Linked DNA regions of Homo sapiens: region 2 is linked to region 1. A link is a contact called in ENCODE Hi-C or POLR2A ChIA-PET data. All regions are on one chromosome and are shown on one strand. Each heading gives the region's core, a stretch centred on a gene start or an enhancer-like site at or near the end of the contact. The rest is flanking DNA. Distances are from core to core; before and after follow the strand shown.

Region 1 (6,823 bases), core at 5-2,504:
CCACATGCTGGTGGATCTCGCTTCCTATGCTCTTCCCTAGATCAGGCCTTCCCTCCATTCCCTCTACCACTGCCGTGCCTTGAGGCTCATCCTCTCTCACATGGATCCCCCGCCCCTACAGCCTCCCCACTGCCCTCCTGACCTACAGCCTCTCCTGTCCATTTCCCATACCATGGCTAAGGACACTTAAAACCCACCTGACCAGCCATTTCCCTACTAAAGCTCTCCCAAGACCCGGCTCCCCCCCAATATCTCAAGAGTGGCACTCCCAAACCTCTCTCAGTTCAAGCACCCGCGCCTCTCACTTCAGCCTCATTTTCCACAGTTGCCTGGGCTCCAGCCACTCCAGGGCCCCCAGCCCTGCCCCAAACATGCTGGCTTTTCTAACACTTTATGCCTATCTTTCTGCTTTGCCCTCACACCTTCCATCTGCAAAATTCCTATTCATTAATGGGCAAACCATTCTGGAATGCTTTCTATGTGCCAGACACTACCTAGGCTCTTTTTATACCTTATCTCATTTACTTCTCAAAGTACCTCACAAAAATAATAATTATTATTCCCATTTTACAGATATGGAAACTGAGGCTCAAGAGAGGCAGGGCAAGAACTGGACTCCTAGTCTATCTGATTCCAAACCTGCTGTGCACCAACCTCTCTGGGAAGTGCACCAGCGCCCCCACTCCCCCAGCCCAGGGCAGAGTCTTCTCTACTCTGTGGTTCCATAGCCCCCTGGTTTCTCGCTTGTCCCGGCCGTTGTCACCAGTGACTGTGTGCGGCTGTCTCTGCTGCCCCCCAGCGTGAGCATCCCAAGGGCAGAACCTGGGCTGATCTGGCTGGGTCCCCAGCACCCAGCAGGGTATAGGTGCTCTGTGAGGTTTCTTAATAAAGAGATGGAAAGCCAGAAGCAGTTTGGGTGGTTGAGATACCCAGCCCTAACCTAACTAATCCTGATACCAGTGACCAAAAGCGGGACCTTCGCATCTTTGCTGCCAAAAGACAGCCCCTCCTAAAGAGTAAAGGCCCGACCCCCTGCACGCCCTCTGCCTGCACCGCACGTGCTTGGTTTTCCCCGCCCGGGTACTGGCCGCCGGGCCGTACCAATCTCCGCGGGGGAGCGCCCGGGGTCGGACTGAGGGAGCGAGGGGAATAACCGGGCGCGCCCCTTGGAAGCAGGGCTCAGAGCTGCTCTCCTCTCACGCATTCCCCGGATCCGCGCGGAGCAGGCTGCTGGCCAGCCCCGGGCCCGCGCCAAGCAGAGCCTCAGGTGCGGTTCCCCCACAAGCAAGTGGCGCGGGCGGCGGCTTAGAACGGCCCGCCCCGCCCGCCGCGTCGGCGCCTGCCCCGTTGTGAGGTGATAAAGTGTTGCGCTCCGGGACGCCAGCGCCGCGGCTGCCGCCTCTGCTGGGGTCTAGGCTGTTTCTCTCGCGCCACCACTGGCCGCCGGCCGCAGCTCCAGGTGTCCTAGCCGCCCAGCCTCGACGCCGTCCCGGGACCCCTGTGCTCTGCGCGAAGCCCTGGCCCCGGGGGCCGGGGCATGGGCCAGGGGCGCGGGGTGAAGCGGCTTCCCGCGGGGCCGTGACTGGGCGGGCTTCAGCCATGAAGACCCTCATAGCCGCCTACTCCGGGGTCCTGCGCGGCGAGCGTCAGGCCGAGGCTGACCGGAGCCAGCGCTCTCACGGAGGACCTGCGCTGTCGCGCGAGGGGTCTGGGAGATGGGGTGAGTGCCACGGCGCAGGGGTTATGGACCTGCGAGAAGATTTTCTGGAAAGGGCCCTGTGGCAGGCTGGTGGGTACTGATGAGTCCACGTTCATTCTCCACTGTGGCACTCATCAATTTTTACGACCTCTGTTACATCGCTTTCCACCCGCCCCCCAGCTTGTTTCCCTCATCCGTGAGGTGGGAGCGGTACCACCCACCATTCTTAGTTATTAGGGATATTCGAGAACTCCTCCCCAGCCCCCACTGCGGCTGGTGACCCCTGGCACTTCCCTCCCCTCTCCCTTCACCAGGTAGAGCGAGCTTTGGCAGTGATAGACTGGATGGGCAGGATGGTATGGGTTTTGCCGTCTCCTGAGACAGCCACCAGACGGGGAACATGCCCGACTGGAACAGGTGTGTCTGCCCTGTCCTCTGTCCCACATCCATCCTCTCGCCCAGGCTCTGGAGCCCACATAGCAGCAACTCTTGAGCCTGGCATGCTTAGAAGGCAGCGGAGAGGACCCTGCATGTCCTCCAAGGTAGAACTGAGGTCCTCAGTGAATCGCGCAGAGTTGAAATCAACCCCCGCCCCGCACCCCCCGCAGCTTTTCCCAAGCGAGGAATAGCAACTCTTCCAACCCCCACCTCCCTTACCTAGAGCTGGAGAAACTGAAGTGGGAGGAAGCATGCCTAAGTTTTCCTTAGCTGATGCCTTGACCCCTGGATTCAAGTACAAATCCGGTAGACCCTGGGAAGTCATCACAGCTGTCCTGGTCTGCGTGTGTGTCTTGCATGAAGCCCCTCTCCCTCTTTCTAAGTCTGTATTCTGTTTGCTGAGCCTCTCTGACATGGATTTTTCTTTAGTAACTAACGGTCGCCTACACCGCCCACCTTTGTTACAAAAATAAAGCTTGCTAATTATGGAATTTTTGAAAATATAGACAAATGAAAAAAATTTCTGGTAAATCGACTATCCAAAGATACCTTCCTATTAGCATTTTAGTATATCTCTTGATCATTTTCTTTATACACATTGCATAGATACAATTGAGGACATGCTGTAGATATAGTTATGAATCTTGTTTTCTCCCCCTTAATGTAACATCGAGGTTTCCCTTCTGTTAATCAGAATCACTTACAATGTCCTAGTGGTTGCAATAACCCACCCTGCAGCTGTACCACACTTTAACTGTGACCTAGGCATTGGCATTGCTTCTTGTGTGATTATCGCTGTGGTTATCTGCCCCTCTTGGTGTGGGTGCTGCTCGTAGCCCTTGAAGAGGAACCCAGCTGCTGCCCTGTCTCGGGGGCGAGCAGCTTGAGCTGCCCCATGTATCCAGCCAGTAGCCTCTGACAGCCCCTTCTCTCACTTGAGTCCTTTTCTGTTCCCTGTGTCCTTTGATGTCCTTAGGGACATCAATGGATGAATGGACTTGCCCTTGTTCATGCTGTTAAAAATGTTTTTGCACTGGGCAGTGGGATAGGGATGTTCTCTGTGGTAGTGCTTCCTGGAGACCCCATTCCGTCGGCTCTGCCATCCACAGGCTGGGAGCTGTGTCTTCCAGGAGGCAGTGACCCTGGCTGTCATGTTTTTGACTTAGAGTTTGTTCCTTAGGAGAACTTGTACTCTAGCGAATGGTTTTAACCAAGCCACTTAATATCATGTCAGGAACATTTCCCCATGTTGTTATCAGATCTTGAAAACTTTTTTTTTTTTAAACTGGGTGCAAGGATTTACATCATGGAATGTAGGAAGGGCTGGTATGAAATGCAAACCAGTCAGTTCAGCTTTCTGGGATCTACTTTGGTGAAAGATTGGGTGGAGTAGGGGAGGGCACTGAAGCACATTTTGTTATCTGGGCATCTCCATTAGACCTGCCTTCTAGATCCTTGGTCCTTGAAGATACTCCCCAGTGGCCTAGTTTGCCTCTGTGGGTAAGGTCCCACTGTTGTGAGCTGGTGAACAGCCCGTCAGTGACAGTATTCAAGTAGAGACCATGGATTCTGTGAAGGGAAGTCCTGTGACGGGTGAGAGATTGAAATAGATACCTTGGCATCTGGTTTCTTGGCCAAAAAAAAAGGCCAGCTGTGGGAGTATGGGTAGGTGGGTGCATGCTGGGGGAAGCGGGAGTCTGTGTTGATATTTCCTAATCCTTGGAGGGCTGTCCTGTGCCAGACGTGGAGTTTGCAGAGTTCATCAGGACAGGAGGGATATATATCCTATTCTTTATCCTTGCCTTTGGATTGGGGGCTCTTCGTTCAGAAGAGCCCTCTGACACCTGCCTGTGTCCTCAGGGTTCAGCACAGGACCTAGCATGAGATGTTGGTGGTCCCAGTAAAATTTTGAGCTGATTTGTTGTGTGCGGCTCCAAAGAGTGAGGCCAGGAATAGGAGTGGGATGATGGGTGCAAGTTTTGATGTAGCAGAGGAGTCCTTTCTGACAGCTGTTGAGGACTGCAACAGGCTGGGGTGGGTGAGGATGGAGTTCCACATCACTGTGGATCTGCTTGAAACTAAGTGGCTAGATTGTTGGGGGTAACTGGGAACTGAGGGTTGACAGTCACCTAACCTAGTCCTAAGTCAGAATGAGAACATTACTCTCATGCTTCCCTCTCCAATTCCGTGTGGCTTCCCCCCTCACCTACATCACTTCCCCAGCTGAATAGAGGCCACTTTGGGGCTGCGTCACCAAGGGCTCATCTAGGCTGAGAAAGGAGGGCCAAGAGTAATGTTGTATTAACAGGCTCAGTGACTCAATGGTCAGTGTTGAAATCCTGCCCCACCTCCACCCTCCTGCCCTCAAATTCAACAGCAAGTACTTGAGTTGTAAAAATTAGTGCTGGATCGGGCCCAACCCTCATGTTACAGATGGGATCACTGGAGTCTCCAGAAAGAAGGGACTTTCCCAGGGTTATCAAAGCCAGGCTAGAACTCAGATCCATCTCCCAGTCTGTGGCCTGACTCCTTAAGCCAAGAGAAGGGTTGCAAGGCCGTGAAGGGCTGAGTGCAGGGCTCTGTGCATTGTAGGTGCTCAGTGGTTTGCTGAATGAGTGAAGGTTGTCTCCATGGTGCGGGTGGCAGCTCATCCCTTCTCAAACTTTTTGAGGAAGCTCCCCAAGCCTGCCCTAGTGGATTAGAGCACTAAGATCCCCCAGAGCTTTGGCTGCCAGGTGAATGCCAGTTGCCCCCTACCCACACTCAGTCACACTTCAGACTTTCCAAACTCTTCCTCCTGGCCTATGAAGTAAGCCCCAGGTGAACAGCCTCCACTGCCATCACGACTTCCTCTCCTAGTATGTCACCCACCATGCTGCAGACGCATGGTGGTCTTCCTGTTCCTGCAGCATTACTCCCAATTCAGTCTTACCTCAGCGCCTTTGCATATGCTGCCTGTCTGCCCAGGTCTTCGCATGGCTGGCTTTACAACAGTCAATCTCCTCTCAGAGGTCTTCCCTGGCCACCCTATCTAGAGAGCCACTTCCAATCTAGAGAGCCACTTCCAATCACCACATCTTCTTTTATTTTTATAGCCTTTATCACTACCTAAATTTTCATGCGTGCTTATCTGTTTAAGCAATTGTCTCCCCAGTAAGAATATCAGTCCCTTTGCCGGCCGCGTGCCATGGCTTTCGCCTGTAATCCCAGCACTTTGGGAGGCCAAAGTGGGAGGATCACTTGAGGTCAGGAGTTCGAGACCAGCCTGGCTGACATGGTAAAACCCCTGTCTCTACTAAAAATAAAAAAATTTAGCCAGGTGTGGTGGTGTGTGCCTGTAATCCCAGCTACTTGGGAGGCTGAGGCAGGATAGTCGCTTGAACCCAGGAGGAGGAGGTTACAGTGAGCCAAGGTTGTGCTACTGCACTCCAGCGTGGGTAACAGAGCGAGACTCCATCTCAAAACAAAACAAAAAGAACAAACAGAAAAAGAATATGAGTCCCTTGGAAACAGGAACCTTGTCTGTCTTTCTCAGTGCTGTGACATCTAGCACAGTGCCTGGCACTGGTAATAGGTACTTAGTAAGTATCTGTTAAACGAAGGAATCATTAGTGGGACTGCCCCATTCCTCTTGGAGGAAGCCCTGCTTTTAGCTTCAGTGTGATTCCTCGAGCCTTCCTTGGGCCTCCTCTGTCCCTGTAACCACCTGTGCTAGGGACTGGGTGCTGGGGTTGTAGCTGTTCCCTGCCCTGGAGGTACCCACAGTCTGGCAAGGAGCTGGCTCCAAGGCTGAGTGGCAAGTGGGCAGAGCCAGTCTCAATGGTCACCCTTACTGCTTCCCAGGGCTTATTAGAAGCCCGAGAGCTGGGGTTCCAGGCCTGACATTTTTCTGGGATGTGGCTGGGGGCTTCACTTCCTCTCTGGGGATCTCACTCCTTCTATCTGGAAAATAGGGTCAGAATTCTCAGATTCTCAAGGATGGAGGGTTTGAGTTAACCTGAGTGTGAGTGTTTGTGAACTTGTGACATTCATGTTAGTCCTTGTCATTTGTCCTGTGTTACACATTCAGCAGGCCCCCAACACTGTAGAGAGTGGCAGACCCTGCTCTAGGGCATCCAGGAAGGCTTCACTGAGGAAGGGACTTGGGGTGTGGACCCTTCATTTTATTGATTGAGCACCTTCTGTGTGTCAGCTGCAGTCCCTGCGTTTGAGGAAGTGAGACCAGGGGGATGTACACAAGATGACTGTGCAGAGTGATCTGAGCAATGACAGGAAAGACTGCCAAGAGGTGAGACCGGGGAGCTTGATCACCCTGAGGTCAGGGAAGTCTTCCTGGAAGAGGTGACATTCAGTCCGGATCTGGAAAGATGAATAGACATCAGCAAGACAGGCAAGAACATTCAGGTACAGGAAATAGCATAAATAGAGGCATGAGATTTGGATGGGAGAGGCAGACTGACTGCAGGGCCTCTGAGTGACCAACTGAGGCTGAGGTCTTGGTGTACTGAGAGCCAGAGACAAGAGAGACAGAGAGGATGCTGGATCCAGGCCTGTGGTGGCTCACCTGTGTCTGCAGCAGGAGGAAGACTTGAGAGCTCATGGGAAAGGAGCCTGGTGCAGTTAGTTTATTGGCCTCCAGCACTTTGAGGGCCTCCTGGTATGGAGCTGCTGGCTGATTTGAGGGCC
Region 2 (6,823 bases), core at 1,908-4,407, 51 kb before region 1:
GTAAGACAAGATTTCCTAGATCCAACCAAACAATGTGTATTTTATAAAAGACTGGAAAATATGACATATTGAAAAAATGTTTGTTCATCAAAGGACATCTTAAAAGACAAGCTAGGGCTGGGCGCGGTGGTTCACGCCTGTTATCCCAGCACTTTGGGAGGCTGAGGAGGGTGAATCACTTGAAGTCAGGAGATCAAGACCAGCCTGGCCAACATGGTGAAACCCCATCTCTACTAAAAATTCAAAAATTAGCTGGACATAGTGGCGGGTGCCTGTAATGCCAGCTACTTGAGAGGCTGAGACAGGAGAATCACTTGAACCTGGGAGGTGGAGGCAGCAGTGAGCCGGGATCGTGCCACTTCACTCCTGCCTGGCAACAGAGTGAGACTCCTTCTCAAAAAAAAAAAAAAGACAAGCTAGAAACTGGGAGAAGAGATTTACAATATATATGCCACACCAAAGGGTTAATATCCTGAGTACATAACGAAGTACAAATGATTATGAAAAGCACAAACAACACTCCAGAGAATTGGGCAAAAATAAAGACCAAGCTTTTCACAGAAGAGGAAATGCCCATAAATAAAGAGATGTTCAACATTAGTGTAGGCCGGGCGCGGTGGCTCACGCCTGTAATCCCAGCACTTTGGGAGGCCAAGGCGGGCGAATCGCCTGAGGTCAGGAGTTTGAGACCGGCCTGACCAATATGGTAAAACCCCATCTCTACTAAAAATACAAAAATTAGCCAGGCATGGTGGTGGGCACCTGTAGTCCCAGCTACTTGGGAGGCTGAGGCAGGAGAATGGCTTGAACCCGGGAGGCAGAGGTTACAGTGAGCCGAGATGGTGCCAGTGCACTCCAGCCCGGGCGACAGTGGGAGATTTGGTTTCAAAAAAAAAAAATTAGTGATAAGAAAATGAAAATCAAGAGTAAAATTTGGTCTCATTTCATACCCTAGCAAGACAAGAAGAAGTCTGACCATACCAAGGGTCAGAGCAGATCCATGGGGGTGGGGGTGGGGTCTCTCGATTCTTGGGGAGACTATACCTTGATGTATTATTTTGGAAAACAGTTTGGCTCTACTCCCAAACTTGAACATTCACATATTCATAAACCCAGCAGTTTCTCCTGCTGTGTTGAAATTGTGGAGAGGAGAATGAGGATAGAAAGTAAACGGAGAGGCCAATAAGGAAGACAGAGCCAGTCTATAAAAGAGGCTGGCTGTGGAGGTAGACAGCAGCTGTTCAGTTCAAGAGACTGAAATCAACAAAACACTAGAACAAGAAGGTCATAGAAAATGATATCCAAATGGTCAGTAAGCATATTAAAATGTGCTTATATTTATTAGTTGTTAGGAAAATGCTATAACCACAATGAAGGACCACTACACACCCACCAAAATTCAGAACTCGGAATTCTTATATAAGGCTATGGGAGTGTAGATTTGTACAACCACTTTGGAAAACTCTATGGCTATCTACCATGAGACCCATCAATTCTATTTCCAGGCACATACCCAACAGAAATGTGTATAGATGTGTACTGAAAGACATGTACAGGAATGTTCGTAGCAGCAATATTCATAATAGCCAGAAACAGGTGACAGCCCAAATGCCTGTCAGCGTCCAAATGGACACTTTGTGGCATATTCACACAATGGAATGCTATACAGCAATGAAAACAAAGGCAATACAGGCACATATGATGTCTCAAAAGAGTATACACTAAATGATTCAGTTTTCATAAAGTTCAAGAACAGAGATGAGGATGGTGCTGAGCTACAGGGAGGAGAGCAGTGACTGGCAAGGCCAGAAGGGGTGCTAGGTAAGTTCTGTTTGTCGATCAGAGTGGTGATAACTTTCACTTTGTGAAAAGACATTTCTCTGTCCGCTTAGGATTTGTGCATTTTTCCGTATGTATGGTATACGTCAATTTGAAGTTGACATTTAAAAGGAGGGACTTAGAAGAACTGATAGGACATGGTGACTGGTAGAGGTGGATGGAGAAGAACAGAAGGGATCTAGTGTGACTCAGGTTTTGGCCTGAGCAACTGGGTAAATGGCATTACCCTTTACTGAGATGGGAAAGAGCAGAGGAGGAGTCAGTGGGGCAGAAGGGAGGTGGGGGAGGGAATCAAGTTCACCTTTAGACATGCTACGATGGAGGTGCCTATCAGGCATTCAAGTGAAGATGTCAAGGAGCCACCTAGAGATTCAAGTTTAGAGCCCCAGGGAGCAGAGCTGCAGATGCAGATTTGGAAGTCTTTGCTGTGTAAATACAATGCAAGGTGTGAGCCTGGATGAGATCTCAGAGAGCAGAAACTGGAGAGAAAAGAGAAGTCCCGAGGATGGAGTGGAGGAGGGGGACTCGAACAGCTGGCCTGGTGAAAGACGAGAGGCACAAAGGGAGCAGCCAGAGAGCTAGGAAGAAAACTGGGAGAGCATAGTGTCCAAAGGCCAAGTGGTTTCAAAGAAACGGGAATGATCAACCATATCTAATGCTGCCAATAGGTCAGGATGAGATCTGAGAATTGATTACTGGATTTAACATCATGGAGGTCACTAGGGAACTTGCCAAGGGCAGTTTTGTGGAAGGGTGATACCTGAAGTGTGGACCACCATTTGTGGTACCACAGATGGGAGGTGAGGACAGGAAGGCATGAAAGATAGCTCTTCCGAGAGTTTGCTGTGTGAGTGAGCAGAAAAATGGGGCAGGAGGTGGAGGACACAGTGTGGGTGGGGATTTTTAGGTGGGAGTTAGTACAGCATATGTGTGGAGGGGGAACAATGGACAGGACAAGGTTATCCTATCCATTGACCTTGGGGCCAGGTCATTGAATAGGTGGGAAGGGGGTGAGATTGCATATGCTTGGGGCTTCACCTGCCTAGTTATAGGAAGGACAAGATTTAAGCAATTGGGGAAAGGCAGCCATGCAGATAAGGCATTGCCTGAGAAAGTTGATAAAGGCTATACAACCCCTTCTCTTCCTCCTTCCTTAGCCAGGCTCCAGCAGGTAGATTCAAAGGTTTCTTGTAGGATAGAATTTCCTGCCTCAGCAGGGGCAAGGAGGCCTTGGGGCTGGGCTGGGCTGGGCTGGGTGTGGCACTCTCCCTGCCAGCTTCTACAACCTGGGGAGGGAACAAAAACCTGTGGGTGCCTCAGACCACAGCAGAGCTCACAGAACCTGCGGGAGCCAGGCTGACCCGCCAGCATGGTAGAGTTCGCGCCCTTGTTTATGCCGTGGGAGCGCAGGCTGCAGACACTTGCTGTCCTACAGTTTGTCTTCTCCTTCTTGGCACTGGGTAAGTTGGGCTGCACTGTAAGACGGGAGACCACCGCACTCAGGTGGGGCAGAGCAGCCACACCAGGTGCACACAGCACATTGATGGTGGCAAGACATTTATCCTAAAGGGGGCTTTGTTGCGCTCAGAGCCCCTGCCCAGAGAGAACTCCTGGGCCTGCCCAGAGGCTTCTTGGGGGTGGAGTGGGGTAGAAGTCACCGTCTGCTGCTCTGGGCAGGTTACTTACTCTTCCTGGCTTGCACTGTGGGTTCTCCTTTGGCACTTGGATGAAGACCAGTCTGCAGGCTGCCAAGTGGTGTGGGAAAGCCTCTGGGCGATGACGGGAAAGTTCTGGGCTCTGCAGCCTGCTCAGAGAGGAGAGATTTCCTTCTGTGCGCTCAGGGAGGAGGAAACTGGGGCTGGTAGTAGGGTAAGTGAGAGAAACAGGGAAAGAAAAGAAGGGTGGGGAGAAGGTGCAGACTGAGAGTGGACTGTGGAGTGGGCATGCTGGGTACCAGGAAACCCGGAGTCAGACTCAGCTGGGCAACTGACTTTAGCCAGCCCATGCCTGACCTCTCCAAGCCTCGACTTCACCATCTGCAGAACGGGGACAACAATGCTGGCCTTGCAGGGCTATTGTGAAGGAAATGAAGAAATGTGCTGACCTCTGCTTGGCACAGACCTGGCCTGGACCCTGGGCTGGGCTCACACTGGAGGGCATGAGCATGGCCCCTTACCCACCCCACCACTGATTTGTGGCCAGAGAGATCACCCTTGCCCAAACAATAGCTCTGCCAAAGGTAACATTTTCTAGGAGGGTCTGGATCTGTGGCTTGGGAAGGGAGAATGACTAGGAGTCCGTGGGGTTTTTCCTTTCATCTGCTGGCACCAGACAAGGTAGGAACTGCTGCTTCCAGGGCTGAGGTTCAGCCTGTACACAGATACCACTCTCCTGGTTGTTAAAATATTGACACACTCTGAACACATTGCTCAGTAGCCATCTCTCTTTCTCTCTCTCTCTCTCACACACACACACACACACACGTACTTCCTCAGAAACTCCCCCACAATTCTGTAGTGAAAAAACTCCCCCTTGGCAAAGCAGGCCCTCCAGGACCCTGCCCTAGCATCCCTTCTGGTTGAGCTGTGTCTCTGTTCTAAGGGTTTTTAGACATTTTACACATTCCTGTATACCCCCTTTGCACAGATGAGCCAAACAATCAAGGATTTGCCTCCAGTAAGGGCTGAGAAACCATCAGTCAGAGGGGAATTCCACACTAGGCCTGGTCTTAGCCCTGATGCACCCCTGATTATGGGGCGGCCAGGGGCTGGCCTCTTCCTCCCTCCCTCCTTTCAACAACAAACGTCACTGGTCACTGAAGGCAAAGGAATCAGAGCTCAGCAGGTTTGGGAACACTGTGTAGTTCAGAGTGGCCACAGACAAGAGGCAGGAGCGGGAGGGACAGGGCCAGCTCTGGGGCTCCTGGAGGCCAGGCTGAGCTACTTGGACTGTGCCCAAAGTTATGGGGAAGTCATGAAGGGCTTGAATAAGGGGAGGCACCTGGCTGGATTTATCTCTGGGAAAATGGGGCAGAGGATGAACAGAAAGAGAGCAGGAAAGGGTCTCCCTTTGCTCTGAGATCCCAAAAGATGGAAACTAGAACAGTTTATCCAACCAGTTGTCCCCATTGATTGAGCACTTAATGAGTACAAACAACTCTCCTGGGGAGAAGGAGGACAGGCAGGGGATGGAGTGAATTAGGCGGCCTGGTGCAGTGGGAGAAAGTGAGCTTTGGAGTTAGGCCTACCTAGGCTCAACGCGTGCTCCCAGTGACACTGGGCTGGCCGTAGTCCCTCTCAGGGACTTTGTCTCCTCTTTGAATGCCCCGGAAGCTGCTGTCTTCCTCCTGGGCCCGAGGATTGGACAGGACAGTGCTGCTAGTGCCAGGCCTATGGGCAGAGTTCAGTCTGAGCAATCTCACCTGCCTTCCTCTCAGACCCCTGTCCCTGACAGCTCCTTCTTCCCTCCCCAGCCGAGATCTGCACTGTGGGCTTCATAGCCCTCCTGTTTACAAGATTCTGGCTCCTCACTGTCCTGTATGCGGCCTGGTGGTATCTGGACCGAGACAAGCCACGGCAGGGGGGCCGGCACATCCAGGCCATCAGGTGCTGGACTATATGGAAGTACATGAAGGACTATTTCCCCATCTCGGTGAGTATTGAGGCTGGTTGGGGTTGGGGAGGGAGTTGGCTGGGGTGTGGTCAGGGCCAGAGTGCCGACGTCTCCATGGGAGAATATGGCCCTGCATGCACTGAGGAGGGTACTGGGCTGGGAGGCAGGAGCTAGGGCTTCCGCTACTATGTGACCTAGAGAAGAGTCCAGCTTCTCTCCGATCATGGTTTCGCATCTGCAGGGATGCGGGGCCAATATGTGGATTGATGGATGTCCAGCATTTGAAGGAGTTCTGTGGGTTATATGGTGTGAGGCATGCCTATGTATCTTAAAGGCACAAACCCATCAGCAGCCCAGGCTTGGGAGTGAAGGTAATAAACTTACAGGTTCTAAGGACCATCTAGCCTCACACTTAACATTCATCAGAAGAGGAGGCTGACACCCAGAGATGGAGGAAATGTCACCAAGGTCACACAGCAAGTTCTTTTACAGATTTCCAAGTGTGTACACTGACTGTGGGCAAAGGGACAGAGGAGAGAGCCCTGAATTGTTCTCAGATCCTACCCTGACCCTAACTCTGGCATGTGGTATATCTTTGGGCAAAGCTTTATCCTGTTCTGAGGCTCAGTCTCCCCATGTATCTAGTAAGTACACTGATTCCTCCTCCTCTGCATGCCTTCAAATCTCTGGCTTTCCGACTCCTGTCACCTCGTGGTCATTGTGGACGCTGGGCCCTGGACTTGAAGTTGTGTCCAGAGCAGAGCAGATCCCTGGATTTGAGTGAGCAGATCTTTCGGCTCCTTCAACGGAATCCCAGGCAATTTAAAGCCTTGATCTATGCAGCCAGGCAGTGATGGTTTATTGGCCAGAAGGGATAGGATGGGGAAGGCAGTGGGGACGCAGAGAAGGGACAGGCAGGGGCAGTTGGCCCTCCTCTGGAAGCAGGAGAGAAGAAAGGGGTAAGATATGGCCCGTGGAGACAGGCAGACTAGATTCTGATCCCAAGTCTGCCCCATACCATATCAGCTGTATGATCGTAGGTAAGTTGGTCTCTCTGAGCCTCAGTTTCCTCATATGTAAAATGGGGATAATGACACATACCTCACTGGGTTGTGTAGATTCAATGAGACAAAGCAAGTAAAGCACTTTGTAGGTTTTCTTTTTTTTTTGAGATGGAGTCTCGCTCTGTCACCCAGGCTGGAGTGCAATGGCACGATCTCAGCTCATTGCAACCTCCACCTCCCAGGTTCAAGCAATTCTCCTACCTCAGCCTCCCGTGTAGCTGGGGCTACAGGTGCCGGCCACCACACCTGGCTAATTTTTGTATTTTTAGTAGAGACGGGGTTTCTCCATGTTGGTCAGGCTGGTCTCG

What was found. Hi-C counts contacts between places; a loop is a spot of excess contacts on that map. ChIA-PET counts read pairs that join two places held with the same protein, here RNA polymerase II (POLR2A). Pooled maps may share reads with other maps.
Region 2: a loop to region 1 is called in a map of right lobe of liver, with 4 times the contacts of the local background. The contact joins the promoter of MOGAT2 here to the promoter of DGAT2-DT in region 1. A Hi-C loop is called at or near these places in 43 of 168 maps with a recorded cell type or tissue (B cell, CD14-positive monocyte, CD4-positive, alpha-beta memory T cell and 23 more), 34 of 37 single-sample maps with no recorded cell type and 35 of 50 pooled maps. POLR2A ChIA-PET finds 5 or more read pairs at or near these places in 4 of 52 experiments (HEK293, HepG2, MCF 10A and 1 more).

Annotation. Positions count from the first base shown.
Region 1 is chr11:75,767,393-75,774,215 of GRCh38, forward strand. It overlaps DGAT2-DT (DGAT2 divergent transcript), which reads right to left and starts at 1,255. Exons shown (of 4, transcript NR_046090.1): 1 at 1,102-1,255. It overlaps DGAT2 (diacylglycerol O-acyltransferase 2), which reads left to right and starts at 1,386. Exons shown (of 8, transcript NM_032564.5): 1 at 1,386-1,720. The coding sequence starts at 1,600. RefSeq lists enhancers at 689-1,189, 5,944-6,093, 6,234-6,463 and silencers at 1,276-1,385, 1,466-1,705.
Region 2 is chr11:75,714,681-75,721,503 of GRCh38, forward strand. It overlaps MOGAT2 (monoacylglycerol O-acyltransferase 2), which reads left to right and starts at 3,158. Exons shown (of 6, transcript NM_025098.4): 1 at 3,158-3,299; 2 at 5,312-5,490. The coding sequence starts at 3,209. It overlaps LOC105369392 (a long non-coding RNA gene), which reads right to left and starts at 3,605. Exons shown (of 3, transcript XR_950316.4): 1 at 3,526-3,605.